Linked DNA regions of Homo sapiens: region 2 is linked to region 1. Evidence: read pairs that join two places in POLR2A ChIA-PET (ENCODE). Cell type or tissue: MCF 10A. All regions are shown on one strand. Links, peaks and the distances in the headings refer to the core of each region. The heading gives the core; the rest is flanking DNA.

Region 1 (15,540 bases), core at 5,396-7,895:
GTGTGTTTCTGTGTATGTAAATCAATTGTAGGTTCACGTCAAATTTCTGATTGTCTCAGATATGTATTGTTTAGTAATATTTGACAGGGTCCTGAAGCACAAGATTCCAAAAAGTTCAAAAAGATACCCTTATTCAAGGAAACATTTCTTTTTTTCTTGTTTCTTTTTTTTTTTTTTTTTTTTTTTTTTTGAGACAGGGTCTCACTCTGGTGGTCCAGGCTGGAGTACAGCACAATCTCAGCTCAATGTAGGCTGCACCTCCCAGGCTCAGGTGATCCTCCCACCTCAGCCTCCTGAGTAGCTAGGATTACAGGTGCACACCACCACACCCAGCTAACTTTTTGTATTTTTAGTAGAGACACAGTTTCGCTGTGTTGCCCAGGCTAGCCTCAAACCCTTGGACTCAAGCAATCTGCCTGTCTTGGCCTCCCAGAGTGCTGGGATTACAGGTATGAGCACCCAGCCTCAAGGAAGAATTTTTTAGTCAGCAATTTGAAAAGAATAAATTTTTTTTTTTTTTTGAAATGGAGTCTCCCTCTGTCGCCCAGGCTGGAGTGCAGTGGTGCAATCTCGGCTCACTGCAAACTCCACCTCCCAGGCTTATGCCGTTCTCCTGCCTCAGCCTCCTGAGTAGCTGGGTCTACAGGTGCCCACCACCACGCCTGGCTAATTTTTTGTATTTTTAGTGAAGATGGGGTTTCACTGTGTTAGCCAGGATGGTCTTGATGTCCTGACCTCGTGATCCACCCGCCTCGGCCTCCCAAAGCGCTGGGATTACAGACATGAGACACCGCGCCTGGCCTCAAAAGAATAATTTTTAAAATTTCAAGAAACCTATACTTTGTTTTGGCTTGGTTTCTAAAATAGAAAATAAAATGGATTATTTATATTTGACCAAATAGACACATTTTCAGAGGCTGAACAATTCACTGAGTATGTAAGCATTAGGCCTGAAAATGAATACGGAGAAAAATTAGAATAGCCACGAAGTGCAGCATATCCGTGAAACACTATCTCAGGGGCGGAGACAAAGTCGCCACACTTTCTACGGGTTCATTTTGTCCTGATGGTTCCATGATGCGCTGCCTCCCAGCCAGTGTTTGCAGAAGGTTTTTAGATTCAGTCATGGAGGGGAAGAAGAAGCTGTGAAAACCAAAAACAGCACAGAGGGGTTTCTTTCTCCTTCCAGTAGGCTTCCCAGCAAATCAAGGATGACTGCCTGTAGCACGCCGCTCCTCACCTAGTCTCAAAATACTCCAGAAAGTTCTCCCTACACCTTATTCTATCCAGCACCTGAAATGCTGTCAGCTAGGATCTTAGGGGACACAGATCCTCTTAAAAATGCAAGCACTGCTGAGATTCCCTTCACCCATTAGGGTGGCTTAGGCAGTAACAAAGAGAAAATGGATATTTTCAAGGAGAAGGGGAAAGCTGGGTTTTATTCAGTCACTAAATGTTGACTGATCAAACACCTAACATGTCAGGGCTTTTTCTGGGCGTTTAAAATACAGGGGAGAAGAGAAGGAGAAAGGTACTGACCCTCGTCAAGCCTATGCCTACTTTTTTTTGGAGTAGAAAGACAATAGCTAAGTAAATAACACACAAATAAGGTAAAGTCAGGCACCTCAAATACAGTGACTTGACCACTACACATTCTGTGTACGTAACGAAATACCACATGTGCCCCATAAATATGCAAAATATGATGTATCAATAAAAACAAACACACACACACAAAACTCAAAGAACAATAAAACAAAGACGGTGAAGAGGTAAAGAGAATTTCTAGAACCTGGCCTGTTTTTAGATTATTAAATGTTTCCTTTTTTGATGGAGAGTGAAGAAAAATATCTGATATTGTACTTGCTGCCACAAAATCATGGTTAACAGAAAAAGATACAGGCCAGGCACGGTGGCTCACACCTGTAATCTCAGCACTTTGGGAGGCCGAGGCAGGCAGATCACCTGAGGTCAGGAGTTCGAGACCATCCTGGCCAACTTGGCGAAATCCCATCTCTACTAAAAATATAAAAATTAGCTGGGTGTGGTGGTGGATGCCTGTAGTCCCAGCTACTCAGGAGGCTGAGGCAGGAGAATCTCTTGAACCCAGGAGGTGGAAATTGCAGTGAGCCGAAACTGCCACTGCACTCCAGCCTGGGTGGCAGAGCGAGACTATCTCAAAAGAAAAAAAATTACAAAGGAGTCACTAGATGATCTAGAAAAAGGCATGTCCCTCCTTCCCTGGCCCAAACAATGCACAGCTCTTATCTGCCCCAGTCCTCAAGGGCTGGGACCAGGGCTCTTTTATTACCCAGAAGTTCCTTTGCCAGTTCTTTTCCTGGCACCTAGTTGGTGACTAATGAATATTTCTTCCTAGTGAGCGTAGTATAAGGTATCTGACTGTGGTCATTTATGTTCCTAATGAGGATACGTAACTTTTCTTTTTAAACCTTAACTTTTTATTGCCTATTGCTGAAATGTTAGCAGATAGGCCAATGAGTAGAAAGAACCCCAAGAATTGCCTGATTAATTCCCACTCATGCAGCCCAGGCCCAAGCTCTCACCTTCTGCCCTGCTTTTAACGGCAGCACATGTCACCGCTGACGGGACCTGCCTCTCTGCGCGTGACCATGCACTTGGGACTCTCTAAATGTCTCACCGGAGAATCAATAGCCCTAGTTCAGCTCTGAATGAAGTTTCTCGTCGCCCCCTTCTCTTACACCCTAAGGATAAAGACTGTCTCTGAGAATTTTCCCCAAATCTTCCTAACATAGAGATAAAAATAGTAAAATAAGAAATTAGACCCCTCAACTTCAACTTTAAAATCTTATTTCTCTTCCTGCATCACGGTGACCACCTCCTCACAAGTGCAAGAATAGATGACGATATTCCAGCATGCTGTGATTCTCCTAAAAACCTGCTGCTCCTAGGGACTCTGTGGAGTGAGTTTCCTGGACCGAAGTCACTTCTCAGATCTTCATGTTACACCCATGATGTTTGCTTGCTAAACCATCAGCTTAAGTTATTTATCCTGTATCTTTTATCTCAGTTTTCTGGTTGCATTTTATCTGTGTCATCTTTACTTTAGTCAAGCTAACGCTGTGGTTTTGCAAATTAAATCAGCTGTGGGTTTCAGTATGTAACTCCTCTTTGTGTTTACTAAGCCTTTTTTAAAAAAAACAAAATAGTACTGTATGTCTGTTTACATCTTTAGTAGTGTGTAAGGGAAGATTGTTTTCTTTAGAGTTCTTTTGAACAATTTCAAGGCTATTCAGAAGGATCCATTTTAAGAAACCAAAACATCTTTTTAAAATGCCTTGTTTAATATATATCTTTAGCCATAATGGAATCCCCTTAAAATTTTGAAGTTGATCTGTAATAAAGAGGTTGTGTGGGTCATGAGTCTGGACTTTATAGTTCAGACAAAGAGAATCTGCTTCATGTTTCAAAGCAAGGAAGAGATTTTTTTAAAAGACAGCTCACATGGCCCGTGTAGGGGTGGAAAAGGCAGCGTGAAAGAGCAAGGGGATAAGTAATTAAACATCTATTGGAATCATGAAATTATTAAGAGAAAATGTCTGAAGTTCCAGAGCTAAAAGACTGAAGAGCAGTGATGAAATGCAACAAAAATAACCAGAAAAATCCATGGGACTTGTTGCGTAGATGGTTGGAGGAGATGAAGATGAAGGAGAACTCAGCTGGTTCCAATATTTCTAGCTTGGAAGACTCAGTAAGTGGTAATTCCATTGATCAAGACAGGACAGAGAGGAGAGGTACAGACACTGGAAAAAGTAGAATTCATGTTTGTTTCAGTTGTGTTTGAGGGGCTGGTGGAACATCACCTGGAAAGGTCCAATATGGAGTTGAATACAGGGGACCGAAGAAAGTGAATGTATAGTTCAAGAAAGATATTCTTTTTGAGGCTACTACTAGGTAGAGGGTCATAGGAGCCATCAAAATAGATGAGATTGACCAGAAATGTTGGTTTAAAAAAAAGGGGGAGGAAAGTCAAAATGTATTCCAAAATAGTTAGGTAAAGAAGTGAAACCAACAGAATAAGCTGAAGAGTGAGCTGAGAGGGAAGGAGAGCAGGAGAGAAGAAGGGAGTCGACAGTGTCCTGTGCAGTGTCAAGGAGGAAGACCAAGAAATTGAATTAAAATACAATTGATAGTACAGAGTTACATTTGGTATAGAGAAAGGTCTCTGGAACAAAAGGAAGAAGGTCTCTGGTTGAGGAGGAAGACCATTTCCAGCCGCAGGGTCTGGAAATGACCAAGTCATCAGCGCTCTTGCAGGGAGCAAGATAGATCCACAGAGTGCTGGCTGGAGGAATCCATATGGCAGAGGGCAGAGAAGCGAATGGAAGGGGAGGAAGCAAAGATGGTTCAGGAAGCTGGTTGGTGAAGGAAGGGAGGTAAGGCCATAGCAGCGGGAGAAGCCACGGCAGAAGTTGTTAGAGGTTGCAAAACCGGAGGGTGTTTATAAGCGGGAGTGGGAGACAGGCAGAAATCACAAGAATGGCAAGGGGTTAAAGAAAAGAACAATTCCAAGAGTGTGTACAGGGTTAGGATCATGTATGCATGAGGCATTCAGGGAAGAACTAGATGGAGACTGGGATAAGTTGAACCAGAGCGAAGGAAGTTGAGCCATTTATGTCTTGCGGCTTCCAGTTTTTCCTTAAAATTAACAAGCTCATCTGCCGAGGTGGAGAAGGCAGAGTCATGGTTTTGGAGACATAAGGGGAACAAGTGTGGGACAGCCCGTTTAGGAAATTGGAAAATAAACAGGCCAGGAATAAGATCAAAAATAAAGCCAAGATTGTTGGCAAATTCAGCAATAAATCAAATGCTTACATAATTCATTGTTTTTTATTGTAGTGAAAATAAACATAAAATTTACAATTTTAACCACTTTAAGTGTAAAGTGCAGTGGCATTAATTAGATTCATGACTGTTTCCAGAACGTTTTCATGACCCAAGCAGAAGCTCTGTACCCAGTAAGCAGTAACTCTCCATTTCCCTCTCCTTTCAGTCCCAGGCCACCCCCTTCTACTCTTTGTCTCTATGAATTTGCCTCTTCCAGGTAGCTCATATTAAGTGTTGCTTTTTTTTTTTTTTTTTTTTTCCCAAGACAGGGTCTTGCTTTGTTGCTCAGGCTGGAGTGCAGTGGTGCAATTACAGCTCACTGTAGCCTCTAACTCCTGGGCTCAAACATTCCTCCCACCTTACCCTCTTGAGTAGCTAGGACTACAAGCGTATGCCACTGCACCCAGCTGGTTTCTTAAATTTTTTGTAGAGATGTGAGTTTTGCTATGTTGCCCAGGCTGGTCTCTAACCCCTGGCCTCAAGTGATCCTCCTATCTCAGCCTCCCAAAGTGCTGGGATTACAGGCATGAGCCCTCATGCTAACCTATTTGTTGCTTTTAAAGCATTAATCATGGGATAAGAAAAAGGAATAAGTTATTCTTCTGCTGTATAACACTCTGTAAATGAAGAGGTCATTCCTAAACCATATCCTGGTTTTGTTGTTGTTGTTGTTTGTTGGTTTTTTGAGGCAGAGTCTCGCTCTGTTACCCAGGCTTCAGTGCAGTGGCACGATCTCAGCTCACTGCAACCTCTGCCTCCCGGTTTCAAGCGATTCTCCTGCATCAGCTTCCCCAGTAGTTGAGATTACAGGCATCCACCACCACCCCAGCTAATTTTTGTTTTTTTAGTAGAGACGTGGTTTTGCCATGTTAGTTAGGCTAGACTTGAACTCCTGATCTCAAGTGATCTGCCCACCTTTGCCTCCCAAAGTTCTGGGATTACAGATGTGAGCTACCGTGCCCACCTGGCCCATACCCTGTTTTTTTTTAAATCCACCATGTGGTATCCATTTATAAAACCTTATTATTAATACAATGCTATGAAATTGATATAATGCTTTACCCTTAAAGTGATTCAAATCAGCTGAAGCTTTGAACCTCTCTAAATCCTACTTTGAATTAAATATTTTCTTTATCATACGCATACACAACAATGAATGTCTTTTTTCCCCCATCCAAATGATAGCACAGAATTGTGAATCTGTTTCTGTTTAGTGTTCTCTTCCAGAGGATTGCATTATTCACTGAATGTCTGTTGTCTGAAATAGAAGTTCCCACAGTAGTTTGTGTACGCATCATTTAGGAAGATAAGTGGTTTTTCCTGTTATGTATACAAATAACCAGTCTGTGTTAATGTCTATTATGGGTGACATGAACAGATCCTTCTCGAGGAGGTTTACATGTGTCACTATAGCATTAGATCTTTTTTTTTTTTAACTTTTATTTTAGATACAGGGAGTATATTACATGATACTGAGGTTTAGGGTGCGATTGATCCCATCACCCAGGAACTGAGCATAGTACCCAATAGTTAGTTTTTCAACCCTAGACCCCCCCCCTCCCACCTTTACTTGTCCCCAGTATCTATCGTTGCCATCTTTATGTCCATGAGTACCCAATATTTAGCTCCCACTTCTAAGTGAGAATATGCATTATTTGATTATCTGTTCCTGCATTCACCACTTAGGATCATAGCCTCTAGCTGCAATCATGTTGCTGCAAAGGACATGATTCCATTCTTTTTTGTGGCTGTATAGTGTTCCATGGTGTCTATGTACTACATTTTCCTTATGAGCATCTAGGTTGACTCCATGTCTTTGCTGTTGTTAATGGTGTTGCCACGAACATAGATATGCGTGTGTCTTTTTGGTAGGGTGATTTATTTTCTTTTGGATATATACCCAGTGATGGAATTGCAGGTTCAAATGGTAGTTCTGTTTTAGATTCTTTGTAGACTTAGTAATTTTTAATGGAAATGAATTATCTTCCCAATGAAAGTAAATTCTAATAAAAGACTTATTGAAAGAAATGTCTGATATTGGGATCATTTTCCTAACACAATTTCCATTTTCATTTTCTGTAAAGCCCCCACAAGAGTTGACAGAGTTCCTGAGGTGGCGATGAGTGAGCCGTGCCTCTTTCTACAGTGGATGTAGTGGATGTGGCTTACAGATGCCTTTTACATTTCCAGCTGTAGACAGAAAATGCCAGAGGCCACAGCATTTCCCCAGGCCCTGAAACTAAGCTAACACCCTCTAAATATTGCCAAATCAAAGTAATAGAAAGGAAAACTGTTCTCATATTGTCTCACTTCCCCAAACATATCTCCCCTAATTCAGTTCCAACCACACTTTAATTCCCAGTTTGGACCCCCATTTTTCTCCTGAAACTACTGCTGGAGAGTTCTCTCTCTTCGGAGTTGCAGTTCCTTCTGCAACGTTGCATGGACTTTGGTACCAACTGGCCTTGGTTGCTTTGTATATGAGTCCTGTATCCCAAGGAGACTATAATCTTCCTGACGGTCGTGGGTTTCAATTCCTAGAATCACGAAATAGCAGCACTTTACAGATGAGAACATTAGACCCAGAGAGGTAAAGTAACTTGCCTAAGGTCACACAGCTGAATTCAGCAAACAGGTGAATTAGTCTTTCTTCCCTACTTGAACTACTACTTGAATGAGTGCTCCGAGACTTGATGTCTGCGACACTCTGTTTTTTTTTACTGTTTCCACTGCACTTTTTTGTTCTAGAGACCTTTCTCCATACCAAATATAATTCTGTACTATCAATTATATTTTAATGTATAAAATTATAGTCACATTTCAGGTCCTGCCTCCCAGGGATAACCTTGACTAAAGTTTTAGGTGCTCAGAAATAATTTAGTGACACATTTATAGATTTTAAAGTTTGGTAAGAAATTTGGAAGTAACTGCCAAAGTTGAAGATATGTGCATACCGCAACTTTGTAGGTCTATTGCTTTGCATGTATTCTATCGAAACTCTCAAATATGTTCCCAAGGAGGTATCTACAAGGATGTTCACAGCAGCATGAGTTATAAGAAAGTGGAGGAGAAGGAGGAGGAAGGAAGAAGAAGGAAAAAAAGGAAAAGATGAAACATCAATAGAAGAAAAGATGGATAGCATATTTCTTTCTTCTTCTTCTTCTTTTGTTTGTTTGTTTTTTTTTTTTTTTTTTTTTTTTTTTTGAGACAGGGTCTTGCTCTGTCACCCAGGCTGGAGTGCAGTGGCACTATCTCGGCTCTCTGCAACCTCCACCTCCAGGGCTCAGGTGATCCTCCCACCTCAGCCTCCTGAGTACCTGGGGCCACAGGAACACACTACCATGCCCAGCTAATTTTTGTATTTTTAGTAGAGGCAGGATTTTGCTATGTTGCCCAGGCTGGTCTCAAAGTCCTGAGCTCAAGCGATCTGCCTGCCTCGTATGTCTATTCCGATGGAATCTGCAGCAGTGGTTCTCAAAGTGTGGTCCAGGAGATCATTAAAACCTTTTCAGGGAGTTTGCAAAGTCAAAACTGATTTCACAGTATTACTGAGGTCTATTTTTCCTTTTCACTCTCATTCTGTACCTTGAAGTTTTCCAGAGACTGCATGTTCTGATAGCCACAGGCTAAACGCAGAAACTGTCTTCTATTAAACCAGACATTAAAGAGATCACAAAAGTGTCAAACAGTGCCACTTTTTTTCAATGTTTTTTGCTTTGAAAAACATAATTATTTATCATAAAATATGTTGTCTTCACGTATTACATGATAGGTTTTCATTATTTTTAATTAAAAAAAAATTTTAATTTTTCTCCTTCTTATTTTCTGATGTGGTAAATATTGACAGATATAATCCCTATAAACCAAAGCTCTTTGTTTTTCTCACAATTTTTAAGAGAATAAAATAATTCTTAGAGTAAAAAGTTTGGTTGGGTGCAGCGACTCACACCTGTGATCCCAGCACTTTGGGAGGCCAAGGCAGGAGGATCACTTGAGGTCAGGAGTTTGAGACTGGCCTGAGCAACCTAGTGAGACCCTGTGTCTACAAAAAATAAAAAAGAAACTAGCTGGGTGTGGTGGTGCATGCCTGCAGTGTAACTAGTTGGGACACTGAAGGGGAGGATCACTTGAACCCAAGAGGTGGAGGCCGCAGTGAGCTGTGATTACACCACTGCACTCCAGCCTGGGCAACAGAGCAAGACTCTGTCTAGAAAGACAAAAAAAAAAAAAAAAGACTAACAGGTTTGAGCCCTGCTGTTGCAGACAGTGAGAATGAATGAATGGAGACTGCACGCACTGAGCCTGAATCTTGGAGGCACGATCACTGGAGTTGCAGGAGAATATAAACAGTGATTTATATTGTGTTTTATAACTAGTAAAACATGCTGTATGCAGAATACATGTTTTTAGGAATATACAGGTATATAAAACATGTATAAAAAGTTATTTTTATATTTGTGTATATCTGAAACACTTTATAATACACTTGAAAAACTATAAATAGCTATATAAGCTCAACAACCACAAAAAAAATTAGAAAATGAACAAAAGACTTGAGTAGACATTTCCTCAAAGAAGATATACAGATAGCCAACAAGCATATGAAAAAAAGTTCACTATCAGTGATCATTAGAGAAATGCAAATCAAAACCACAATGAGATACAGTCTCACACCAGTCCGAATGGCTATTACTGAAAAGCCAAAGAATAACAGATGCTGGCAAGGTTGTGGAGAAAATGGAATGCTTATACACTGTTGGTAGGAGTGTAAACCAGTTCAACCATTGTGGAAAGCAGTATGGTGATTCCTCAAAGAGCTAAAAACAGAGCTACCATTCGACCCAGGAATCCCATTACTGGGTACATAACCGAAGGAATAGAAATCGTTCTATCATAAAGACACACGCACGTGTGTGTTCACTGCAGCACTATTTGCAATAGCAAAGACATGGAATCAACCTAAATGTCCATCAGTGGTAGATAGATAAAGAAAATGTGGGCTGGGCGTGGTGGCTCACACCTGTAATCCCAGCACTTTGGGAGGCCGAGGCAGGCGGATCACAAGGTCAGGAGATCGAGACCATCCTGGTTAACATGGTGAAACCCCGTCTCTACTAAAAATACAAAATATTAGCCGGGTGTGGTGGCAGGCACCTGTAGTCCCAGCTACTCAGGAGGCTGAGGCAGGAGAATGGCATGAACCCAGGAGGCGGAGCTTGCAGTGAGCTGAGATGGTGCACTCCAGGCACTCCAGCCTGGGTGACAGAGTGAGACTCCATCTCAAAAAAAAAAAAAGAAAAAAAAAAGAAAATGTGGTACATATGCACCATGGAATACTATGCAGACACAAAAATGCATGAGACCAGGACTTTTGCAGAAACGTGGATGGAGCTGGAGGCCATTATCCTTAGCAAACTAACACAGAAACAGAAAACCAAATGTGGCATGTTCTCACTTATAAGTGGGAGCTAAATTATGAGAACACATGGACTCAAAGAGGGGAACAACACACACTGGGGCCTGTCAGAGGGTGGAGGGTGACAGTAGAGAGAAGATCAGAAAAAAATAACTATTAGGTACCAGGCTTAGTACCTGGGTGATGAAATAATCTGTACAACAAACCCCCGTGGCACAAGTTTACCTGTATAACAAACCTGCAGGCGTACCCCTGAACCTAAAATAAACATTTAAAAAAAAGAGAAGATGCTCAACATTACTTACCATTAGCAAATACAAATTATAATCCCATTAGAGAAGTGCAAATCAAAGGAGATATTGCCTTGAACCCATTAGGATGGCTAGATCAAAAAACAAAAAATAACAAGTGTTGGTGAAGACGTGGAGAGTTGGAGCCTTTTTGCACTTTTGCTGGGAATGTAAAATGGTATAGCTGCTATGGGAATCAGTACGGTGGTTCCTCAAAAACTTAGAATGACTGCATGATCCAGCAATTCTACCCTGAGTATATATTCAAAGGAATTGAAAGCAGGGTCTTGAAGAGATATTTACACACCCACATCGATTAGCAGCAGGATTCTCAATAGCCAAGAGGTGGAGACGACCCACATATCCATCAACAGATGAATGGATGAACAAAATATGCTACAAACATGCAATGGAGGCTGGGCACAGTGGTTCATGCCCATAATCCCAGCACTTTGGGAGGCTGAGGCAGGCTGATCACTTGAGGCCAGGAGTTTGAGACCAGCCTGGCCAACATGGCAAAATCCCATCTTTACTAAACATATAAAAATTAGCCGGGCATGGTGGCATGTGCCTGTAATCCCAGCTACTCAGGTGGCGGAGGCATGAGAATAGTTTGAATCTGGGAGGTGGAGGCTGCAGTGAGCCAAGGTCATACCGCTGCACTCCAGGCTGGGCGGCAGAGTGAGACTCCATCTCAGAAAAAAAAGTGCAATGGGATATTAGACTATTAGCCTTAAAAAGGAAATAAATTCCTTCACATGCTGTCATGTGGATGAACTTTGAGGAAATTATGTTAGGTGAAATAAGCCAGATACAAAAGAACAGATATTGCCCGTTCTACCTATGAGAAGTATCTCAAGTAGTCAAATTCACAGAAACGGGAAGTAGAACGGAGATTGCAGGGCTTGTGGAAAGGGAGAATGGGGAGTTATTGTTTAATGGGTGCAGAATTTCAGACTTGCAAGATGTAAAAGTTCTGGAGATGAATGCCCAACAATGTGAATATACAGAACACTGCTGAACTATACATTGAAAATGATTAAGATGGTGAATTTCAGCCGGGCGCGGTGGCTCACGCCTGTAATCCCAGCACTTTGGGAGGCCGAGGTGGCCAGATTACCAGAGGTCAGGAGTTTGAGACCAGCCTGGCCAACATGGGGAGAGCGCTGTCTCTACTAAAAATACAAAAATTAGCCGGGCATGGTGGCAAACACCTGTAATCTCAGCTACTCGGGAGGCTGAGGCGGGAGAATTTCTTGAGCCTGGGAGGTGGAGATTGCAGTGAGCCAAGATCATGCCATTGCACTCCAGCCTAGCCTGGCAGACAGAGTGAGACTCTGTCTCAAAAAAAAAAAAAAAAAAAGATGAATTTTATGTTATGTGCTTTTTACCATGATAAGAAAAGCTACATAATTGCAGTTTTTGTCATTACTTTTAATGGCAAAAATTGCAATTACTTTTGTACCAACCTAGTAATCGCTATGACAAACCTTTGTATGATGGGGGAATTTTCTGATTCCCTGCCCTCACTCCAGTTATCATAAAAATAAGTCGACTGTTTCTGAATTTCCCAAGTGAGTATCTTGCCCAGACTTCTTGCTTTAGTCCAGTCTTTGATGTTGGCTCATATGAAGCATTCTGCCCTTCCAGAATATCCCGTACTTCCTCCCTATCTACATAAATTCTACCCAAGGGAACTCTAATGAATCCCATTGCAGCATGCCCAACTCCATACTGCTTTCTCCATGATACAGTCAGAAGCCAACCCAGGGCACTTGGATTCCTCTTGCCTTAAGGACCCAGGACACTTATTTTGTGTACAACTAGATGTTCATTACTTATATGGCCCCATGTACTGCTTCTTAAGTTTTCAGAGCTGTTCCATCGCTCCCATTAGAATGTAAGCCCTTGGAAAACAGAGGTCCTAATAACACAACATGGCTTATACGTGCCTGCCTCAGAGCTTTGGCATATGGCTGTCACACAATAAGACTGGTGAATGAATGGATAAATGGATCATGGATGGATCAATGTGGTCTTTCACTGTAGCTGAGCTGGATGCATTAAGAATTAAGTATAACATCTTCTTTTTTTATTTTATTATTATTATACTTTAAGTTTTAGGGTACATGTGCACCATGTGCAGTTTGTTACATATGTATACGTGTGCCATGTTGGTGTGCTGCACCCATTAACTGGTCATTTAGCATTAGTTATATCTCCTAAAGCTATCCCTCCCCCCTCCCCCCACCCCACAACAGTCCCCAGAGTGTGATGTTCCCCTTCCTATGTCCATGTGTTCTCATTGTTCAATTCCCACCTATGAGTGAGAACATGCAGTGTTTGGTTTTTTGTTCTTGCCATAGTTTACTGAGAATGATGATTTCCAATTTCATCCATGTCCCTACAAAGGACATGAACTCATCATTTTTTATGGCTGCATAGTATTCCATGGTGTATATGTGCCACATTTTCTTAATCCAGTCTATCATTGTTGGACATTTGGGTTGGTTCCAAGTCTTTGCTATTGTGAATAGTGCCACAATAAACATATGTGTGCATGTGTCTTTATAGCAGCATGATTTATAGTCCTTTGGGTATATACCCAGTAATGGGATGGCTGGGTCAAATGGTATTTCTAGTTCTAGATCCCTGAGAAATCGCCACACTGACTTCCACAATGGTTGAACTAGTTGACAGTCCCACCAACAGTGTAAAAGTGTTCCTATTTCTCCACATCCTCTCCAGCACCTGTTGTTTCCTGACCTTTTAATGATTGCCATTCTAACTGGTGTGAGATGGTATCTCATTGTGGTTTTGATTTGCATTTCTCTGATGGCCAGTGATGATGAGCATTTTTTCATGTGTCTTTTGGCTGCATAAATGTCTTCTTTTGAGAAGTGTCTGCTCATATCCTTCACCCACTTTTTGATGGGGTTGTTTGTTTTTTTCTTGTAAATTTGTTTGAGTTCATTGTAGATTCTGGATATTAGCCCTTTGTCAGATGAGTAGGTTGCGAAAATTTTCTCCCATTTTGTAGGTTGCCTGTTCACTCTGATGGTAGTTTCTTTTGCTGTGCAGAAGCTCTTTAGTTGAATTAGATCCCATTTGTCAATTTTGGCTTTTGTTGCCATTGCTTTTGGTGTTTTAGACATGAAGTCCTTGCCCATGCCTATGTCCTGAATGGTAATGCCTAGGTTTTCTTCTAGGGTTTTTATGGTTTTAGGTCTAACGTTGAAGTCTTTAATCCATCTTGAATTAATTTTTGTATAAGGTGTAAGGAAGGGATCCAGTTTCAGCTTTCTACATATGGCTAGCCAGTTTTCCCAGCACCATTTATTAAATAGGGAATCCTTTCCTCATTGCTTGTTTTTCTCAGGTTTGTCAAAGATCAGATAGTTGTAGATATGTGGCCTTATTTCTGAGGGCTCTGTTCTGTTCCATTGATCTATATCTCTGTTTTGGTACCAGTACCATGCTGTTTTGGTTACTGTAGCCTGTAGTATAGTTTGAAGTCAGGTAGTGTGATGCCTCCAGCTTTGTTCTTTTGGCTTAGGATTGACTTGGCGATGCGGGCTCTTTTTTGGTTCCATATGAACTTTAAAGTAGTTTTTTCCAATTCTGTGAAGAAAGTCATTGGTAGCTTGATGGGGATGGCATTGAATCTATAAATTACCTTGGGCAGTATGGCCATTTTCACGATATTGATTCTTCCTACCCATGAGCATGGAATGTTCGTCCATTTGTTTGTATCCTCTTTTATTTCATTGAGCAGTGGTTTGTAGTCCTCCTTGAAGAGGTCCTTCACGTCCCTTGTAAGTTGGATTCCCACAAAAATCCTCAATAAAATACTGGCAAACCGAATCCAGCAGCACATCAAAAAGCTTATCCACCATGATCAAGTGGGCTTCATCCCTGGGATGCAAGGCTGGTTCAATATACGCAAATCAATAAATGTAATCCAGCGTATAAACAGAACCAAAGACAAAAACCACATGATTATCTCAATAGATTCAGAAAAGGCCTTTGACAAAATTCAACAACGCTTCATGCTAAAAACTCTCAATAAATTAGGTATTGATGGGACGTATCTCAAAATAATAAGAGCTATCTATGACAGACCCACAGCCAATATCATACAGAATGGGCAAAAACTGGAAGCATTCCCTTTGAAAACTGGCACAAGACAGGGATGCCCTCTCTCACCACTCCTATTCAACATAGTGTTGGAAGTTCTGGCCAGGGCAATTAGGCAGGAGAAGGAAATAAAGGGTATTCAATTAGGAAAAGAGGAAGTCAAATTGTCCCTGTTTGCAGACGACATGACTGTATATCTAGAAAACTCCATCGTCTCAGCCCAAAATCTCCTTAAGCTGGTAAGCAACTTCAGCAAAGTCTCAGGATACGAAATCAATGTACAAAAATCACAAGCATTCTTATACACCAATACCAGACAGAGAGCCAAATCATGAGTGAACTCCCATTCACAATTGCTTCAAAGAGAGTAAAATACCTAAGTATAACACCTTCTTTGAACTAATGTAGCTTCCACATGGCTAAGCTTTGTGTATATTCCTTGCACCACGCTGAAATTTCCTTTCCTCTGCAACCTCATCTTGCTCTACCCCAAGGGGCACTTCTACTGTAAACCTGGATGGTGTGTGGAGTGAGGCAGTCCTGACTCCCCTACCCTAATCCCACTGGCACCCCATTTTACTGCCCTTTTTGTTTTAAGACGCTTACTATTAATTGATACACAAAAACAGGAGGCAGGTAACAAAAATAATAAACATCAGGGCCTGTACACCATCATGAGTAACACCTAACATTTGCAGTTAGATATCTCTGAGCTCAGTTCCCCACCATCCCACTTACTAGCTGTAGGTCCTCGGACAATTCACTTGAACTCTTTCTTTTGTTGTTGTGCTAGAATACGCGTAACACAAAATTTACCATGTGAACCTTTTT
Region 2 (15,540 bases), core at 8,084-10,583, 530 kb before region 1:
ATGGAGGAGTACTTTGTTTCTTTTTATTCCATTGTATGTATACACTACATTTTATTTATTCATTCAGCAGTCAGTGGACATCTGGTTGTTTCTACTTTTTGCCTATGATGAATAATGCTGCTGTGGACATCCCTGTACAAGTTCTTGTGTGAAGATGTGTTTTCAGTTCTCTTGGGTGTATACCTAGGAGTAGAATTGCTGGGTCATATGGTAAATCTATGTTTAGCATTTTGAGAAACTGCCAAGATTTTTCTCACAATGATTGCACTATTTTATATTCATACCAGCGATGTAGGGGGATTCTGATAACTTTCTTGCCATCACTTGTTAATTTTGCTTTTTTCTTTTGAAATTATAGCCATCCTAGTGATGTGAAATGGAAACTTACTGTGATTTTGATTTCCATTTCCCTAGTGACTAATGATGCTGAGAATCTTTTCACGTGCTCATTGGAATCTGTACATCTTCTTTGGGGAAATGTTTATTTAAATCCTTTGCCCAGTTTACAATTGGATTGCTTGTCTTTATCGCTGAGTTGTTCTTTATACATTCTGGAGACTGGACGCTTATCAGATATATGATTTGCAAATATTTTCTCCCATTCCGTGGGTTGTCTTTTAACGTCTTGTCTGTCCTTAGATCATTGTTTTGAGCTTCTCGAAGGTCACTAAATGCCACACACCTATGGCCACAGACTCGAGATGGCCTCTGGCACAAACATTAGTTATAAAGGGGCTGAATGAGGAAGTGCAGGTGGATCTTGGAGATGCACTCAGAATTCCTCATTTGAATGCTTTGTAGAATGCCAAATAGCATTTCAAGTAAGAAAAAAAATAGATACCTAAAAAAAGACAGGAAGAATAATTTTGGGAAAACAGTCCAGATCTTGGAAATTGCAGCCAGGGAGTTGTTTGCTGAAGCACATCTTGCTTGAAGCACAAGACAGGGACCCCATCCACTAGAACCTGCATTCTCTCAGGGAGGTTGCAAGAGGATGGAAATAACTAATGTATCATTTAACACAGTTACTAATTAGTAATGACTGTCACTACTTGTTCAGTGGTCCTTTTGCATACATTATTTCTACTACTCCCAAAACATAAATAAGCCTTGTTATTATGCATGAGATGTGGAAACTGAGGCCTAAAGGGCTTGTCTTAGTCCATTTGTGTTGTTATAAAGGAATACCTGAGGCCGGATAATTTATAAAGCAAAGAAGATTGGTTCGTGTTTCTGCAGACAAGAAGCATGGTGTCAACATTTGCTTCTGATGAGGGTCTCAGGAATCTCCCACTCATCGTGGAAGGCGAAGGGGAGCCTGTGTGTGCAAAAATCATGTGGTGAGAGAGGAAGCAAGAGTGGTGGGGAATGGCCAGGCTCTTTTAACAACCAGTTCATGCAGGAATGAATAGAGCAAGAACTCAATCACCCCTAAGGGAGGGCATTCATCTATTCATGAGGGATCCACCTCTATGACCCAATCACCTCCCATTAGGCCCCGCCTCCAACCTTGAGGATGAAATTTCAACATGAGGTTTGGTGACAAACATCCAAAAGAAAGCAGGGGCCCACAGCCTGCCAGTGGTCACACAGTTTAACAGTGACTGAGACAGAATCCAAACTCAGATCCTAGGACTCCAAGGCTGGTGTGCTCCAAGGGCACCACACTGCACTTCTACCAGCTCAGCGATGCCCATAGGGTCTTAGGGAAGGAGGCTCTCAGTGAGGCTGGGGCAGTTACGGAGATGGGAGAAAAGGAGAGCAAGAGAATGTGGCCATTCTCGGGGAAATAACAGATAGCAAAAGCAAAGGAACAGAGGGCTGAGTTCACATTCTCAAGGGAGGAGAAATAAGCTTATTTTGCATTTTTACATTGCATCTTTGAAATCATTACATGGAGATTGGTGCAGTACTGAGGGGCAAGCAGCCACAAAGCTCAGAGGTAGATACCACGAGTAGATGGCATAGATTACAGGGCAGACACTGAGACGTGAAAAATCAAGATGAGAAAATTAAAGGCCAGTGTGAATAAGGCATCTGACTGGCATGTGATACTGTATAGATACTTCAGAAAGATCCCATGTTCCAGCTCCATCTTAGCAAGGTAGGGCAGCTTGGTGCAATTAATAGACGCTATTAGATTCTGTTAGGTAGCATCTAACAGTTTGAGTCATACACCTGGGACATAAACAAAAAAAAAGCTGGTATGTTTTCGCAGTGTGCCCCTGCTCAGTTTCCCCAAGAGTAAACTTGAGGACCCTGACCCATTTCAGCTACCCTGCAAATGCAAGGCTCACCAAGCCTATGCTACACAGACCATTTTATTTTATTTTATATTTGTTTCTTTAAATTTTATTTTAAGTTCCTGGGTACATGTACAGGATGTGCAGGTTTGTTATATAGGTAAATGTGTGCCATGGTGGTTAGCTGCACAGATCAACCCATCACCCAGTTATTAAGCGCCGCATCCATCAGCTCTTCTTCCTGATGCTCTCCCTCCCCCCACTCCCCACAGGCCCCAGTGTGTGTTGTTTCCCCTGATGCGTTCATGCTACACAGATCTTGAGGGTTGAACAGGACGTGTTCAGGCCTGCGCTCTCAGCTCTATACTCTGTGTCATCCGTGATGAGAACACTTCTCCCAGCTGAGTTCGGGACCACTTGAATCAAAGCCCTGCATACCATTTGGGCCTGTTCTGTGATCATTCAAGAAATGACCAGCTGAAACCTTGCTTCTTTGGTTAGGTAGTTTGGGTACAGGAAAAGTGCCTGTGTGTATAAGGTCTAAAGTAGGGAAAATACTAAAAAGACAAGGTAGGGAGAGACAGAGAGAGAGAAGGTCTGGATTTGAGTCTTAAATCCACCCTTTACCAGCTTTAGGATTTTTTTTTTTTTTTTTTTTTTTACCAATTGCCCTGTGCCACAGTTTCTTGCCCTGTAAAATGACCCTTACTCTACATACCTTCTATATTCATTATAAGGGACCTTTGAAAACAAGATGTTGAAAGAATTTTCACAAACTGTAACATGCAATAAGCTGTTGGTTCTGCCATTCATTCATCCACACACTCCTAAATGGTGAGGCCCTCGTCAACTCTGGGAACTCACTGGGATGCAAAACACTGGGATTCTTGCCCACAGGGAGCTGACCATGTAGATGAAATGCATACATTAAGTAGTCACACAAATAAAAATAGAATGATTTAACATGATACATGCTATTAAGCAGGGTCAGACGAATGTCCATGAAGCATTTCAGGGAAATATGTGGCTTCAAAGAGAGAATCGTAAGAGCTGTGCGTCTCATTCCTCTGAAAGTGTTAGAATAGCCAAGATTATTTAAAACTCAAAGGTCATAGGGGGCTGATATGGTTTAGATGTTTGTCCCTTCCAAATATCATGTTAAAATGTAATTCCCAGTGTTGGAGGTGGGGCCTGGGGGGAGGCGTTTAGGTCCTGGAGGCGGATCCCTCATGAATGGCTTGGTGATGTTCTTGCAGTAATGAGTGAGTTCTTGCTCAGTTAGCTTCTGCAAGATCTGGTTGTTTAAAAGTGTGTGGCAGCTGGGCGCGGTGGCTCACACCTACAATCCCAGCACTTTGGGAGGCCAAGGTGGGTGGATCACTTGAGGTCAGGAGTAGGAGACCAGCCTGGCGAACATGGTGAAACCCTGTCTCTACAAAATTACCAAAAAAAAAAAAAAAAAAAAAAAATTTGGCTCAGCATGGTGTCGCACGCCTGTAATTCCAGCTACTCGAGAGGCTGAGGCAGCAGAATCACTTGAACCTGGAAGTGGAGGTTCCAGTGAGCTGGGGTCATGTCATTGCACTCCAGTATGGACAACAAAAGCAAAAATCTGTCTCAAAAAAAAAAAACAAAACGTAAGATTTGAAGAGACGGGGTCTCACCATGTTTCCCAAGCTGGCCTTAAACTCCTGGGCTCAAGTGATCCTCTTGCTTTGACCACCTAAAGTGCTGGGATTACATTACACAGAAGCAGTTTTTAAGGCATGTTAAAATAAAACCCTGTTACAGAAAGCAACAGATTAATATGTCAATTTAATTTATTTTCGAAGTGGGGCTGTTCAATTGGTAATGTCATGATGTTAAAGCAAGTTTTCCAATTGTATTAGTTGATAGTCTTATGCCTTTTGAGACATGTGAGCTGAAGAGTATATGTTCTAGGAGGACAGGCTCCTAAATTCTTTTAGTTTCTTTTACCATTTGCAAAAGGCAGATAATCATAGGCGCCAGGACAGATTGTTGGGAATTTAGAAATAATGATAATAAAGATTCTTGGACACAGAAGGCACTCAATAAATGCCAACAGTGCCTAGGAAAGTACCTTGATTGTAGTAGGCATTCGATAAAATTGTTCCTGGCCTATTTGAGCCCTAAGTGCTTGGGCAATGAAGAAATCAAGAAGAACCAGGTTTCATACCAGAATTGTTGCCTAAGGGGCAGAAACATGCCAGCTATCATCATTGTTATTGTTACTGGCAATAATCATTTCTCCTGTGCTTTAAGTGTACTGCCCAATAAACCAAATTAAACTCAAACTAATAACGCCTTCTTGGGAACATAATCTCTCATGTCTTGACATTGCTGATGGTCACGCATGAAACATTTCCATAATAACAAGCACTTTACGGGCATCTATCTTATGAAGTAGAACATTAATTTGTATTGTTTATAAGAGCACTTAGGTTAGAGGAAGACAGATTATATTGAATCATGGCCAGCCCATTGCTCACCCTTGTCCGTGGTTGAGAGCTGAGCTTAACTAAACAGCATCTCCTTCCAGGCACAAAAAAGGAACATTGAGTTTCCCTTGATTTGTTTTTAGGGAGGAGGCTGAAATCGTTGCTAGCATTTTTTCTTTTTTTTTTTAGTTCCAGTCAAGGAATGTTATTAGGCTCTTCTAAAATAAAATAGCTATACTTTTGTTAGAAAGTAAACAGGAAGCCACTAATCAAAGTGAAAAACTGGGCTTACCAGATCACGTTGGTCTTTAACAATTTGAGCCTCAGTTATTTTTTTTCTCTCTCTACGTTAGCAAAAGTAATATTTCTTGCCTGTATTACAAGGTAATGCTGAGTAGAAGATTAAAAAATGTATATGTGTGTGTGTGTTTGTGTGTGTGTGTTTGTAGTTTCTAATTTGTAAAATTCACATCAATATTGTGATGACTATCACTATTCCTGGATTTCCTAGCCCATGATTCCTTTCAGCTCACGCAGCAGAGAATTAGACTGAATAACGTTTCATATGTTCACTCTTGGACAGTATGAAAAAGGACAGTGGCTACTTTTTTTTTCTATTTCCGCAATTCCCCAGGAGCTTGAGGAATGTCCTGAATTATAGATTAAGATTTTTCTAGAAAATGTGTGTTCAGGAGAGAACATCATTGAATGACCACCTATGGAATTCCATTCAATGATATTTAGCAAGTCCAGGCGATTTTCCTGGTCTCTTTTGGTTCAGAAGTTGTGGTCTGCCTTGGGAAGCACTGGGCAGCTTGAAGTGTGAACTTTAGCCAATAAACTTCCCAGGACCTGGGTGGGAGAGAAAAGATGCAAGAACTAGAATGAATCAATCATTTAACCTTATGTCGTTAGTTTCCTCATGTATAAAATGAGCTCTAAGGTTCATTCAGCTCTAAACTTTCATGCTCTGGTGACTCTGTCATGTTTGACTCTAGTTAGAGAAACTACTACACAACTTACTAGGATTGCAACAGTCCCGATTCCTGTAAAAGCCACATGTATATTAGAATGTTTTCAAATGGAAGTAAAGAAAACCTTCCAAAAGTGGCTTAAACAATGAGGACATTTATTTTCCTACATGACTTGAAGTCCAGGCAGACAGTTCTCAGGTTCGTTCAGTGGCTTGTGGATGTGTTCAAGGACTGAAGCTCGTCCCATCTTTCTGGGATATGATCTCTGGTGTTATGGCTCAGACTTTCTTGGTTTCATGGCTCAGACTTTCTTGGTGTCGTGACTCAGACTTTCTTGGTGTCATGGCTTGGACCTTAGGCTCATGCCCTCATACTTGCAATTGACTACTCCTGACCTCACATATAGATGTGACTTTTATCGACCCAAGAAGAAATGGAGCATTTCATCTATTACTCTTTTTATTAAGGAATTCAACCTTTCTTAGAAGTCCTGCTGATATGGTTCGAATCTGTGTCCCCACCCAAATCTTATGTTAATTGTAATCCCCAATGCAGGAGGGGCCGGGTGGGAGACAATTGGATCATGGGAGTGGATTTCCCCCTTTGGTGCTGTTCTCCTGATAGAGTTCTCATGATATGTGGTTGTTTAAAAGTGTGGAGGACCTCCCCCATCTTTCTTACTCCTGTTGCAGCCACGTAAGACGTGCATGCTTCCCCTTCACCTTCTGCCATGATTGTAAATTTCCTGAGGCCTTCTCAGCAATGCTTCCTGTACAGCCTGTGGAACTGTGAGCCAATTAAACCTCTTTCCTCTATAAATTACCCAGTTTCAAGTATTTTTTATTGCAGTGCAAGAATGGGCTAATACACCCCCAAACTCTCAGCAGACTTCCTCTCTTGTTCATTGGCTAGGATTGGGTTGCATCACATGCCCATGCTCTAGCTGCAACAGAAGAATGGAAGGAGCCTTGGAAAGTATCTAGTGTTTTCAGCTCTTCTGGGAGGAGGTAAATTCTACAAGAAAGGGAGCTGGAAGTGGGGTGTGTATAGCTACAGAGTAGGAAATAAAAAATATTGTGTCACAAGCTAGGAAATATCCAGCTTTACCTGTGGGTAGTAGAAGATAAATGTATTTATACTTGTCAGCATTAGAATACTCAATTTCATCTGTAGAATGACCAAATTGAAATAGATAATCCTCGGTCTTACAGACCTAATGGAAGAAGCAGATCCATGTACCTAAAGAATGCAAAATGAGCTATTCATAGACCATGGGCCTATTTTTGCCTTTCTTGACAACTTTAATTATTTTTTTAAACTAAGGGCTCCTTCATTCTTTCGGAGTCCCCAGTACTTCAGTGAATGATAGTGTTCTTGAGTTTCTATGAGCACATTAGAATTTTACACCTTCGAGGTTAACAGAGCCTGTTTTTATGTGCTGATGGCTATAATCAAAGCACAGGATTACTTAAACTAACAAGCGAGGATCCATCCCAATAGAAATGTAAACAGAACTTTAATCCATCATTTTGCTAATGGTCCTTTCCTGGTACATTCATCAGCCTCCGTTCCAGCTTTTGGCCTAATACATACACTGTGTTGTTTTATGACCTCTCCTCTGACTGTTAATATAGGAAAGGAGGTGTTATGTCTCCCATTACACAGAGACATAATGGAATGAGGGACTTGCTGGAGATTGCATTTTCTATCATTGCGTAGGTCTTCTAACTGGACGAATGCCAGTTTTCCCTCCTGGTCTCGGCCCAAGTCCTTCCTTTGGCATTCCCAATTTCCTTTTGTATTCAGAATGAATCTCATGTTCACATGGATATGCTTAGAGGTGGCAAACCAGCATCTTCCAAGTGGGTGTCCTTGATGTCAACAGAAGAGAAACAGACCAAATGGCCTGGCATGGCCCTTTGCCCGCACTGCTTTGTAGCCAAGATAGAAACTAAAGCCCATTGGCTTCATCTGGACACTAATCCAGATAAACATTTAAGCACATGTATTTGTCCACGGGTGCTATTTGTCCTGAAGCACAGTGAAATTTAGTCTAACACTTGATTTCATGTTTTGATGTTTCTTTCTCTGCAATCTGATACTGTTGTAAGCATGAATATACTAGTGTGCTAGGGCTACCATAACAAAGTAGCATAGACTGGGAGGTTTAAACAACAAGAATGTATTTTCTCATCATTCTGGAGGCTTGGCAGACCAAGATCAAGACGTTGGCAGGGTTGGTTCCTTCTGAGGCCTCTCTCCTTGGCTTGCAAATGGTGCCTTCTCTTTGTGTCTTCACGTTGTCTTTCCTTGGTGTGTGTCTGTGTCCCAATCTCCTCTTCTTATATAGACACAAGTCAGATCGGATGAAGGCCCAGCCTAATGACCTCATTGGAATTTAATTACATTTGTAAATTCAGAGTGAATGGGGGTCAGGAGTATAACATGTGAATTTTAGGGGATGTAATTCAGCCCATAACAATAAAGTTGGTGGTTTACCCAGATGACTACAGGTTGGGGACACTTCTGAAAGGACAGATGGACTACATGAGCTATGTGGCACAGTCAGATGTCGAGAAACTTTGCTATGCCTCCGAAGTCAATGCCCGCGGCTGCCACATTCTTGGAAATAAAGGTAGCTTTAACAAACATACGTTTGACATGGAGTTGTAAACAGCGGAAATGTGATAGATGTACATAGCCAGAGTTTCAGGATTTCAGAGATTTGGTACCTGTTATGTATATACTTTCTTAAATGGCAGCTCCAACTGGTAGCAGCTCTGAAGAGCAGTGGCTATATACTAGAGAAAATGAGAAGGAAGACACATGTAGGAGCTGCTACTGTGTGATAGGAACTTTAAGCACCGGGGACTTGGTAATGATTTCCCTGAGAGGCAGTGTCCAGGTCCCTAATTCTGTGGACCCTGTGAAATAGACTAGAGGCAAGCACACAAAGTAAAGGCAAAAAGAGAAAGGAAAGCAAAGAATGGAAACTGCTGAACTCTGCATTACAGAACAGAATGAAACGTCGCCCAACATTTCACGAGGTTAGCCATCATCTTTCTTTACAAGTTATCCAGTTCCATTTGTTTGGGGCGTTTTCTTCCTTAACTCCCATGGAAAAATAAATACATCATTTTTTTTTTTGAACTGTGGGTGGAATGAACTCTTTAGAAATTGATATGGGCATCCTCTTGGCTAGATTCCTGCCACTCAACCAAGTAAAGGAACTCACGCGGCTGCAGGACTAAGCTCCTCCCACGTCTGCCGCTGTGGTTGGATGTGCAGGCTGAGAGCGTCGTCTTGGATCCTAGCACCCACCGTGCCTAGCACACAGTAGGTGTTCAGCACATGCCTGCTAGACTGACGTGTCAGATAGTGTTTCAGTTTACCCAATAGTCATGAGTGTCAGAATAGCTGGCTGTCGGCTGGAGCTGGGAGTACATTCCAGGGTAAGTATTAATGTTTCAGCGCTGCTGCGTGCAAATCATACTGTTCTGTATTCCCTCTTCCCACCACAAAATGTGTTTATGTGGATTAAATAGGGTTATTAGGGGTAGCAGGGATAATCAAACCCAAGTTCTACCATACAGTCACTTTTGCCCGGTGAGCTTAATTTAGACACATAGAGGTCAAATTACAAATGGCTGAGCTCACAGAAGCTTCAGTTTCTGGTTCTAGCCACAGGGGGAGAAAGCAGAGCTGGAGACATTCCCAGTTTCTAGGTTCTCATACAAAAACCAACTGGCTGCCACAGCACAGTCACCGAAGAGGGAAGAAGACAAGGAGAGGTCAGAGTTCAAACTCAATTCCGGGAATTTTGTCTTGAGATTGTTTGCCTTTCTTTAATTTTCAGAATTGAGATTCTTCCTGCCTGGGTCTATTACAATTGACTTTAAACTGGAGGAGGTTAAAAAAAGTTTCATAGAGTGAGCAAAAAAACAATGCATCTATTTACGGGCCAAGCTACTCTCCCCTCCCCCATGCAGGCACAGGCAGGCAGGGAACGATTTTTCTGGGGAAAGATTTTTCTTTCTTTTTTAACGCAATGACAAACACTATTTACTAATGTTAAAAAAAAACAAAAACAAAAACAGAAGGAGCTATGTTCTTACCACAAAATAACAACACTGTAGATCACACTAAGTGAAGGGTCCACATCTTATAAACACAACACACTGCATTACTCCACAGTGAGTTATGATGTTTCATTGCAGGGAGCAGCGGAGTCTGAATCTATTAATGATTCATGCTTGCCTCAGAAGACCATAATGTATACTAATCAGACCCAACCGGGGGACAAGAGCACTTTAAATGCATTTGTCCAGTTAATAGTTTGACTTGATCTGATATTTCATTGGGTCACCGACCTTTTCATTGTAGGTAATGTGCAGAGGAAAATGTATGGCTGACACCCTGAAGAATCGACAGAGGACTTGCTGGTTACCAAGCAACGTGCTACCTAAGCTTTGCCTCTGCGTAATTCTGCCAATACTTCTTGCAGTTGATGAGCTTAAGTGTAGCCCTGTGAGCTTGTGAGTGCGTGTATGTGTGTGTGTGTTTTGGGGAGCAGAGACACTACAGGCAGAGAGTAGCTCATTCAGACTGCTTTTTATAGGCATTAAGCAATAAGTTCCCATAATAAACTGCCATGCCACAGTTAATACTCAATAAACAGTATGGTTTATAAGCAATTAGGGACCCAAATCTCAAAATAAGACAGTTCCGCAGAATGAGAGCATCCACTCTAACAAGGCTCAGTAAGATATGTGGCTTGTTAAAAGTGTCATAATTCTCCTTTAAAAAGCAATTAACAGTTTGGTATATTTTGGTCTGCCAAACACAGAGTTTCTTAATCAAATGTGAACACAATCAAAGAGCCACTTCTCAGCTTTACATAATGGACAGTCAAGTACACAGAAAGCACAGCTGAAAATAAAAGGATGAATTGATGTTCTCTCCTGTTTGTTTATCAACCTGTGAGTCCATTGAAGACATCAAGATGAGTCAGATAAATGCATTTTGTCAGGTTTTCAAAGAAAGCCAGCCAGCTTCTCTATTTTGCCAAGGTCTTTGTATTTCCTAGTAACTTCGTAGGTTAAAAAAATATGTTTTCCAGCTCCTTCTTTAAACTGTAGGTGATTGGAGAAATAACACACGTTTGCTTGTTTGTCTTTTATAACCACAGACACAAGCATCTGGTCCTTACTCCGTGCAGCTGCAGGAACATCACTGCCTCTTACCGGATTCGTTGCGAGGTATTTTGCAACAGGATTCCAATGCCCAGTTGCGGGTTTCCTTTAACTACCATATCTGAGGCCCAGCAACTCTATTTTTAAATACACTTGCAAGTGATATAAGCTTCCAACACTATGTACAAGGTGATGGGATGCTGGACAGAGACCGATGTATTTCCTTCTTCAGGGACTTAGCATCCAAGACAGATTTACAAACGACTACACATTTCCTGTTAAAGCACATTGAAATGAATGCACAGTAGATCAATACTATGGGCCTTCTAAAATCACTTATTTGACTCTCTTATCTATAAATTGAGTAATTTTAAAAATTAAGAATGGAGAGAAATGTGCAGAGAGGACGAAAACTTTAATGTGTACTTAGATAGTTGGAAATGTCAAATTAAACCAAATTTAAAAATTGATCCCTCCTCCTTCTGTTCCCACCAGCTCCAGGCATTTATGATGTTCTAGGAAAGTATCTGTTGAAATTCCTGCACTTTATGACATTCCCCCTTTCTATCCAGCTTAATGCGTGGGTAGTAGAATGTAAATGTATTCATATTTACCAGCATTAGAAGCCTCAATTTCATCTGTAAAATAACCAAAGTGAAACAGATAATTTCTAGTATTTTTTCTCTGGCAACCTATGATTCAGCAAATCACTGAACTCTTAAAAATTTTCATAACGTATATGGAGGTCTAGGAAAGTGAAATCAGTCAGAAAAAAATAATAAGTAATGTGGTCCACAGACTTCTTTGAAAGACAAGTATAAATATTCAGACTAAAAACCAAACTTCAAATGAACTGAAGTTTAGAAAATCTTCTAAGCCAAACTTCTGGGACAATGAATTAATTTTCATAGTCAGGATTGGGGGACTATTCAGAATAGGCTGAGAAAATTCTATTCTTCCTACTGGGAATATTTAGAAGGTCACTACACCAACATCACACCAACCTCCATCTAGATAAGTATGAATAGTCCTCAAACCAATGGATGTTGATATATTTTATCCACTCCACGAGCATTTAAAAGGTGTGCTGCATGTTCCGTGTCTCAGACATTACACTCTCTGGGGTGATTCTAATCACCCCTCCCTTTATCCCCACTCTGCTGTACTCACTTTCCAATTCTGAACACGAGAGTTGGAGACCAACTCATGGATGTCTTAGCTTCCTAAGAGAGGATGAATGTAGGGTCCTAAGGACTCATTCAGGAATGCCAAAGTTCCTCTCTCCTTAGCAGAGTGTAGAGGATTAGCCAGAGTTTGAAGAAATATCTTAGTTCTTTGGAATTCAGCCCATAGAATGGAATGTGGCAGACGTGTCCTTCTTAAAACAGCTTCCTTAGGGATGTGCCTCTGTTTGCAGAATCCCACAGTTAGAAATGCATTCCTTTGACAGCGAGGTATGGCAGGGAGACTTCCACAAAGCCAAGCCATTAGCTGGTACTAAGCAAATCAAGTCCTTTTCAGTACACCAAAGTGAAGAGAGCTATCGGGATGGTTCTCTTTGACTGAATTACACGGGACCAAGGGAACTGGGTTAAATAGTATATAGGAGAAGTTAGAATGTGAAAAGGGAGGGGGCAATGCCTAATGCAAATCACACCCATTTAACAATTGCTCTGAGATGTGTCTGCTAGCCAGGGACCCCTTTTCAGAAAATGCAGAGTGGAGTTATGCAGCTTCTGGGCACTCGCCTTCCTCTGCCTTCTTTCCTTCCAGCTAGTTTAGCCATAGCAGCACTGAATTCTCATTTGGGTGAATAGCAAGATTTATCGAAATGAAAAGCACAGTAAATATTGACTGTGGCAGTACGGAGGTCAATATTTACCTCAAGGGACGATAAATCCTCATATTCACTGAAACATAAAGTCAATATTTTGAGGGTGGTGTCAGATGCATCCTAAATGTGTTCACCAGAAGTAGCTGGAAATATTTCTCTAGTGAGCATAGGTGTCTCAAGCTTTGCAGTTTTCCATTTCTGTTCGTATTTTAAAGCATAGAGGGATTGAGAGGGTGGAGAACTTGCATTGCTACTTTTTTTGTTTGTTTGTTTTTGAAAAAAGACAAAGATACAGCTTCCCATCCAAAACGCATCTGTCTTTTAATCATTGTTTTTGAAAACCTTAAAAAGCATTCGTGGGCTGGGACTTTCCCCGTCTATGTGACAAATGGGGAAGATGCTCCCACCCTTTGGCCCCTCAATTACTGCACACAGGGGAAGCAGGAAGGAAGAGCAAGGGATGGATTCATGTTTGCAACAGAGCTTTTCATTGCTCCAGCTGCCGAAGCCTATTTTATTCTCACAAGAAGTGATGTGCATTTACTTATCGATTTTCCATCCACTTCCTTTAAATGTAGCTTTCATTCCACTGATTAATTATTAAACCATTGAATAAAAAGCACTATCGTTTGTTAAAAGAAACCTTCCCCACTAGGCCACTGTTTTGTGTAAATGGAATGTTGTCGCTCCTTTTGAGAAAGCGATGCCTCAACTCCTCCATGGACTTCAGTTCCAAGGTACCCACAGTTGCTGTTTTGTGACACAGCTCTACTCAGGGCTGTTTAAGGGGTAGGGACACGGATCCAGCACAGACAAGAGCTGCAAGAGGCAATAGCCACATCTCTGCTCCTTGGTCCTGGGCAGAGGGGTGGCTGGCTGCCCATGTTGCCCACAGAGTGGGTTTTCAGACTTTCTGGGAAGCAAATGCTTCTTCTCTAAAATGATTCCCTTGGTGCTCACTGATGTCCTGTAACATCATATTTCACTATCACTGATGAAGCTTTAAAAAGGAAACCCCACTGGCCACAAATTCATATTCAGTAGAAATGATTGACACTTTGTCTCTCTCCTGAGCACAGGTTTTGGTGGAGAAGAGATAAGGTGGGCACCTGCATCGCCCACCTGCAGGGAAACTGGGGAGAGAAAGGTACAGGAATGACAGTGCTAGAACTCCCACGTGGGCCCCACTTAGTTCGAGGAATTATTCTGCATCCACCACTGTTTAAGAACATAGCATGGGTTATTGTGTCCATTTCACAGATTGGGGAATGCAGGCAGAGGAGGGAAGTAACCTGCCCAACCTAGGAAGGATGAGTGGGGAGGCAGGATCCAACCGAGGCCATCTGCCGGTGTCATTCCAGGCTGTGAACAGGGTTGGAGCCCAGTTGGCATCATTTTCTTTCTTCTTTTCCTTCTTGTCTTCCCCCCAAGGCCCACCCTCATGCTTTAAATCGGGTGTGTTGGTGAAGGGATTTAGACTGCTTCTCTCTTGGTTTTTGTTCATTTCAGAATGGAGTGCAGCCTCATACTCTCTTTCAAGCTTGGAGTACTTTGGATGTATCCTGGGTAGGCAAAAGCTGCAGGGAGACGCCTAGAGCTGAGTCAGGGTCCTGGTATCCTACCCACTAGGAAACTCTACTGTGCCGGAGATTCCCCTGCCTGTTGGGTTTGGGAAGCTCCGTGGTGGGGCGTGTCAGCCTGGGATTGCTCTGTGACAAGCGTGGGAAGAAGAATGTGGATGTAGCAATTAAACAGGACCAATTCAACATGCAAGAAAACTCTATGCGCAGCTCAATTCTAAATTTCTACTTCCAGAAGAGGTCCTATAAGATTTCCTCTCCATGCCCATTCCTCTCAAGTGGTATTTAGCTTCCCCTCCTGAGTAAGAGTCACCTCCATGTACCTTTGCAGGGGAGAAGCTGGCCCCATCCTTCCGTAATGACTTATAAGAGCAAAGCAAGGATAAACCCAGTGCCTTCTGTCAATTTACTGGGTACCAAAGGGAAAACCGTAAGCTTAGACTTTCAGATGAAGAATGGAAATATCCTTAGTGCCATGAGACTGCCACTGAGTGTTTTTCTCCCCTATTTACAAGGCTACTTAAGATGGAGATTGTCTCAGAGGAAAATTCTATGTTAAGAAACCAGTAGTGTGCAACTCCTGGACATGGTTATAATGTCCTGAGCTCTGTTTGAGGACTGGGGAGAATTTAAAGGCATTTGCTAGGACTTTCAGGGCAGGGTCTTTTCCTTTTATTTTGTGCTCCTGGGACCCTTGTGATGCTGGTTTGCTGACATGCTAGGCACACGTCACACTTGGTGAATAAAATGAAAATAGACATAGAAGCTTAAAAAGCAAGTGGCAACCCAAATATCCATTAACAGATGAATAAATAAACAAAATGTGGTATATACAGTGTAGTGGTTCCTCAAAAAATTAGAAATCGAATTACCATATAGTCCTACAATTCCACTTCTGAATATTTATGCAAGAGAACTGGAAGCAGGGACTTGAAAAGATATTTGTTGACCCATGTTCATAGCAGCATTCACAATAGCCAATAAGTGGAAGCAACCCCAGTGTCTATTGACAGATAAATGGATAAAGGAAATTTCGTAGCCTTCCTTGTAGAGGTCTTTCACCTCCCTCGTTAGGCATATTCCTAAGTATTGTTATTTTTATTTTGTTGCAGCTATCATAAAAGGGTTTGAGTTCTTGATTTGATTTTCTGCTTGGTCGCTGTTGGTGTATAGCAAAGCTACTGATTTGTGTATATTAATTTTGTATCCTGAAACTTTGCTGAATTCATTTATCAGTTCTAGGAGTTTTTTGGAGGAG

What was found. Peaks named below come from ENCODE experiments on the same cell type or tissue, not always from the same donor. Only the 100,000 strongest peaks of a DNase experiment are listed, where the experiment ranks them.
Region 2: POLR2A ChIA-PET joins it to region 1 with 5 read pairs; 2 of 35 experiments call an interaction of 5 or more read pairs at or near these places.

What each region holds. Positions count from the first base shown.
Region 1 is chr10:6,546,020-6,561,559 of GRCh38, reverse strand. The region is part of intron 1 of PRKCQ (protein kinase C theta); the gene reads left to right. Among named protein-coding and RNA genes, the nearest start is that of PRKCQ, 26 kb to the left of the region's middle. In MCF 10A, for the core only: no CTCF peak of the experiment used is centred there; no DNase peak of the experiment used is centred there.
Region 2 is chr10:7,079,884-7,095,423 of GRCh38, reverse strand. The region is part of intron 1 of LOC105376387 (a long non-coding RNA gene); the gene reads left to right. Among named protein-coding and RNA genes, the nearest start is that of LINC02665, 8.6 kb to the left of the region's middle. RefSeq lists an enhancer at 12,015-12,516. In MCF 10A, for the core only: no CTCF peak of the experiment used is centred there; a DNase peak (open chromatin) is centred at 9,383.